Regions from separate parts of the Mus musculus genome. Here region 2 is linked to region 1. A link is a loop called in an ENCODE intact Hi-C map of the cell type or tissue named here. Cell type or tissue: heart. All regions are shown on one strand. Links, peaks and the distances in the headings refer to the core of each region. The heading gives the core; the rest is flanking DNA.

Region 1 (2,913 bases), core at 312-2,811:
AGATCTGGAAAGGGGAAAACATTTGAAATATAAATAATGAAAATATCCAATAAAAACAAACAAACAAACAAACAAAAACACATAATTAAAGATCACTTTAAGGAGTCTGGATGGATGGTTCACTCAGTGAGGTGTTTCCCATACAAGCATGAGGTCCTGAATTCAGATTCCCGGCACCCAGGAAAAGAGCCAAACATAATGGGATGCCCGTAGAATCACAACGCTGGGGTGCAAACACGAGGATCCCCAGAGTATCTGGCTAGACAGTATGACAGAACAGCTAAGCTCCGTGCTCAGTGAGCGATCTCATTCCAAAAAAGAAAAAAGAAAAAACACCCTAATCGCAACCTCTGCCCTTTGCACACTTATGCGCCCATACAAACAAACACGTACACATACATACGAAAATTCACTACACCTTGCATTAATTAATAACTGAATTCTCCAGTGACGGCAATGAAATGAGAGCAACATTCTGACTTCAAACTCTTTTGTTCAGTAGAGGAGACATGGTCTACTATGTAGCCCTGGCTGGTTGCTCTATAGACCAAGGCAGCCTAGAATTCACAGACAGCCGATTGACTTTCTCCCAAAATCCTTTTTAATGAGTCACACTCTCATTGGTGAGGTTCTCCCGGACTTACAGGATGAAGTTCCAGACAAGACTGCCAACCAGCAAATCGGTGTCAGAGTCTCAGCTCAGACCCCTGCGGGGACAGTGGCTCCTAGTCAAGTGCCCTTCATGGTGACAGTAATTAGTGCCCTGCATCTAGAGATGACAGAATCAACCTTTATGTTAGAGATGGCTCAATGTGACCCAGTTCAGTCACCACATGATTTGCGTTTTGAAAGTTAGTCGATGTACTAATGAGAAAAGTAAGGTGAGTAGTCCTTAAAGTGAAAAAGGCATGCCGATTTTCTGAAAATATGTCTATTAGTCTTCTCTTGCTAAAATCCCAATTACTTCATCAAAATGACTTCTACCAGTCTCCCACCGGTGGCTTAGGAGGCCAGTAGCAGCTTGTGCCGAAGCCACCCGCTCCATACGTCAGGCAGTGTTTGTATATACTCAGCGTATCCAAGCAGGGCCTTTTTAACTTTCCGTGCTGCGGACAGATCTGTACTTTCCTGAACAGCAGCCAGGAAAAATCTTGAAGATTTGGCAGGAACACGGTGGGAAGCCTGGTGCTGCACCAAGCTGCACTAGAGCCCGGGCTTTCTACAGAGGCGGATGAGCAAAATTCCTCCCTTTGTTTCGCTCTCCATAGGAGGACAAATGGAGGCCCCAGATTGCTATCAGGTTCTATTGTGTAAACTCGGGGTTTCCTTTTTTGGCACTGTGGCCCTTATTCTTTTTCAGCTGGAAAACCAATTAGCATTCTTTTTTATATTTAGGTGTTGGTGCCTGGGCCTTAGAACAGCTTTTGGCCATCTGCCCACATGGCCGTGGTCTCTAGGGCAAGGCCTGACAAATTAAGATAAAACCGTTACTTCATGTTTTCCTCCAATGAGAAAACAAAAACTGTTTCCTGCTCTTATTAATTAGATGGCGTCGATGTCCACATATAACAAATAAAGAGGTAGGCATAATCAGGGTGTCAACCCTGAGCCCTTATCTCGCCCCAGGCGGAGTTCCCCTACAAGAATGTGAGAAGGAAGACCTGTCCAGTTAGGACTAAGCTTTTCTTCTCTTGAAAAAAAGAAAGAAAGAGAGAGAGAGAGAGAGAGAGAGAGAGAGAGAGAGAGAGAGAGAGAGAGAGAGAGAGAGAACCTCCAGCCATCCTTACAGTCAACAGAGGCCTCTGTCAAATGGCTTGCCTTTGTTAACTACGGGGTCACCGTTTGTCCTCTGTGGCATTTTTGCCTCACAGGTTTGAGTGGCGTGACTTACCTGGAGGAAGGAACTGTTAGGAGATTCCAGCCCTGACGAGTGGATTAGTCAGAACAGGCAAGAGGGCCCTGCCCATCTGGAACAAAAATAAACAGAACCAAATACTTCTGTATCTTGAAAGGCAAACAAAATGAAGTTCACGTTCCAGGAACATAGTTTACGATTGGAGAAAGCCCTCTCTGGGCCGGTGTGGCTGTCAGAATAGCCAAGCATGTGCAGGAGAGGAAGAAACGAGCTCGGAATTGCCCAGCTCCGAGAAGTGTTCCTCCTGGTAAGCAGCCTTTGCCATGGCAACAACCTAATGCCACAGATCAGAGGAATGCAGTCCTCCAGCGAGCCGACCTCGGCCTGGCAAAGTCTCCCAGATGATGCAAAATATTTAGAAGGGAAATGGGAAAACAAACAGAAAGGGAACACAGCCATGTGGCTACAGAGCGAAGACAAAAATAAGACACACACACACACACACACACACACACACACACACACACACACACACACCAACAGTGCAGGACAGCTACAACAGCGGGCTTGTGTCCCTGGTACTGAATGTCCACCTCTTTGCTAGAAACAGCCCGCGGGATTACTGCTCCCCCTTCAAGTCTGTCTTTGTAAATAGTGGGTAGTGGCATCCCTTAAGAAAAAAAAAATCAATTGAAAGACTTCTTTAAAGGCTCGGTACAGACCATTTTCTTTGCTACAGATTCTATTCTGGAGCTGTATCATTTAACAAAGGGTCTGTGTTCTGACTCATCCGGAAATTTTTTAGCCATTTTTTTTCTTTCTGTTAGGTTCCTGTCACAGGCAGAGAATGGTCATCTGTAATAACCCAAAGGGAGTGACTAGAACATGCCCAGCCACATGTAAGAAAAATGTAATAGACTAGTGTCTAAGGGCCAGAAATTTCCCAGTACCCTGGGCAGGATTGGTTGCACAACCAGATTTGTTAAGACAGTCTCAGCTTAGTTCAGGTTCAATTACAAATGTGCCTCAGTGCTCACAAGAGTTCCTGTTTGGGATAA
Region 2 (2,913 bases), core at 92-2,591, 54 kb after region 1:
GCTGAAAAAAAAGGCAATGAAATGAATCCTAATGATATTATACTATAGTCTTTAAAGTCCTAGCCAGCTAATCAGCCTTGAAGAAGGTTCAGTAAAAGGTTCAGCTCTTTCATACTTTGTCTGTCACAGTAAGAAACAAGTATCCCACACAGAATGTTTCTCTAGCAGCCTCTGAATTGTTTTCTAATGCTCTGTCACAGAATCTTTCTCTTTCTCCAGGCATGTGCTTTTAGTGTGTGGGTCAGGGTTGGAGTATGACAGATTGCAGGTGAGAGTTGAAGGGAGCCTCTGACTTGTCACTGTGGTCAAGGGTCATAGTGCCGTCTTTAGAGAGGCCATCAGTAAATCAAAGCAAAAAGATAATGTTAAACGTGTAAGGGATTTTAGTAAGAGGGGTTTTGCCATAAAGTATTTTAGTATTTATGGACTACTAAAACATAGCAGCATGTAAAAATATAACAGCAATAGAACAGAGAACCACAACCTGACATGTAGAACCATGCTGCTATACGCATATATGAATATTTCAAATGCAAAATCTGCCTAGAGTATAAAAGCTCTCTTCCTCTGCTGAGTCCAAGCGTCTTTTAGTCATCACTACTTTATGGGGCATGGAATAGCACTGAGATGATTTGCCATTCAAGACATGACAGTACCTAGGTCCCATAAAGCCTACATCCTACAGAGAGCTTTTGCAGGTGGCTCCCTCAATCCTAAAGTAACATCTGATCCCCCCAAAATTAACCCCTGCAGAGCAGTTCCCGAACGTTCTGGAATACCCAACTCTAAATGTCCAATGACAATTAGAAAATTACATGGCACTTGTGTTAAAGTCTCCTGGAATGAACCTGTAATACCACTAATGAGGGAGGGAAGAAAAAGAACTTTTGGATAAATTAAATGGTTAATTGTTTTCGAGAATCTTGGTCCAAACAGGGAAATGCCTCTTCAGAATGGCCCCCATCCTTTGAGGATACATCTGTATAAGAGAAGCAGGGCAAGGATGTGTGACTCAGAAATTCCACTCCCTAGAAGTCGGCATTTTTTCCTCTTAGCTGGGCTCACAGCCAGTGTAGCCACAACCTTAATAGACTAAGTGGAACTTCGAGTCGTATGACATCAGGAGGATAATCGTAAAGATAAACTGAAAATAGTGGGAGATAACTGACCCTCTAATATGACATGGATAAGTACAAATGGTAAGTTGAATTGGAAAACTGGTAAGAAGTTGCCATATGTGGGAAGTGTGAAGATTTGGTTGCTATAAGTGAAACCTCAGACTTTGGAAGGAGGAAAGATCTCGAATGTCATGAACAAATAAGTATAAGTGGAACCATCTTGGAAAGCATGTTGGTTCATACCTATAATCTTAACACTCAAGAACCCAAGGCAGACCATCCTGGGGAACATGGTAAGACCCTGGATGAAATCCCAAAACAAAGTAAAATGGTGACGTCATCCAAACAAAAAAAACTGGTTGGAGAGATACCTTAGTAGGTGGCATCTCTATAACCTAGCACTAGAGAATAGAAGCAGGAGAGATTTTATGGCTAAAATAGTCCAGATGAAGCAGTAAGTTCAAGATTCAGCGAGAGACTCTATCTCAATAAACAAGGTGGACAGTGCTGGAGAAGTCAACCTTTGTCCAGGACACTTGCAGCACAGGTAAGTATTCTGGCACACATATAACAAAACAGACACACACACACACACACACACACAGAGAGAGAGAGAGAGAGAGAGAGAGAGAGAGAGAGAGAGAGAGAGAGGGAGAGAAACAGACCAACAGACAGACAGACATGGGCACATGCACACACTCAGATACCCACCCACAGAGACCTACACAACACACACACACACTCATGGACACATGGACACATAGACACATACACACACTCAGACACCGACCCACACAGACCTGCACATGCTACACACACACACACACACACACACACACACACAGGGAGAGACAGATAGACACACATGGGCACATGCACACACTCAGACATTCACCCACAGAGACCTACACATCACACACACACACACACACACACGAGTAGAGAAACATCTACTGAAATAAAAGGGGTCCAAAGAATTTGACCAGAAGTGGCAGAATTTACAACCCTTCCAAGGTTTTCCAGGCTCTGTTCATCACAAATTGCTGACGCACAGCCAGCCCCGTCTCCCTGATGTAAACTAGACCACTTGCACTTGACCTGACACTTTGAATTTTGAATTTTGACAGAGGTTTAGATACTTTTTTATCTTAGAAAAATCTCCATATTTGGTCTCATTCAAAAATCACATCTGTAGGCAGAATATAAGCCTTAGCTAAGCACATCAGGTAGGTTTGAATAACTTTGTCTTCCTACCTATACAGATTTGGTAAATAAGAAGCCATGTTTGAAAACCCATCACTTCATTCATATAAGCTGTTGTAGAGGTCTTTTAATCCAGCACCACGGCTGCTCTGACAAGGGTTCATATTCAAAGATCTTCTAGGTCTATGTGATCCAGCTGGAATGCAGACACCGTCTGTGGGACACTGAACCATGCCAGGACACTTGGTAAGGCTGAGTGTGTCCTCCCAAGATCCAGGCACTTCCTGCCCCCACCCCACCCCACACACACTGTAGGCATCTCTCTGCTCCTTACTAACTTCCTGGCCCAGAACAAGTGGTCACATTCCCCACAATGGTCACGTAGCCCAGAACATAGTTCTCCGTGCTAATGAGGTATCTAGAGGCCCCGAGGGTTTAGTCAATAAGCTTCCCTTCCCGGACATCCCTTCCTGCAAAAGGTATTTAATCTCTGGTCCACCCTGAGGAGTTGGTATGCACACATTTTCCATGATGAACAATCAGTAAACAATTTGGAGCCAAGGACTGTCTCTCTTATCGAAAACCACCATTG

What was found. A loop is a pair of places that touch in the nucleus more often than their neighbours do. Peaks named below come from ENCODE experiments on the same cell type or tissue, not always from the same donor. Only the 100,000 strongest peaks of a DNase experiment are listed, where the experiment ranks them.
Region 2: it touches region 1 in a loop (2.3-fold over the local background); 2 of 42 quality-filtered maps call a loop at or near these places.

What each region holds. Positions count from the first base shown.
Region 1 is chr6:17,169,480-17,172,392 of GRCm38, forward strand. It overlaps Gm4876 (predicted gene 4876), which reads right to left and starts at 2,354. Exons shown (of 3, transcript NR_153844.1): 1 at 1,892-2,354. In heart, for the core only: no CTCF peak of the experiment used is centred there; DNase peaks (open chromatin) are centred at 672, 1,292 and 2,182; H3K4me3 peaks cover 445 bases; H3K27ac peaks cover 1,663 bases.
Region 2 is chr6:17,224,026-17,226,938 of GRCm38, forward strand. No RefSeq gene overlaps it. Among named protein-coding and RNA genes, the nearest start is that of Gm52892, 26 kb to the left of the region's middle. In heart, for the core only: no CTCF peak of the experiment used is centred there; a DNase peak (open chromatin) is centred at 1,046.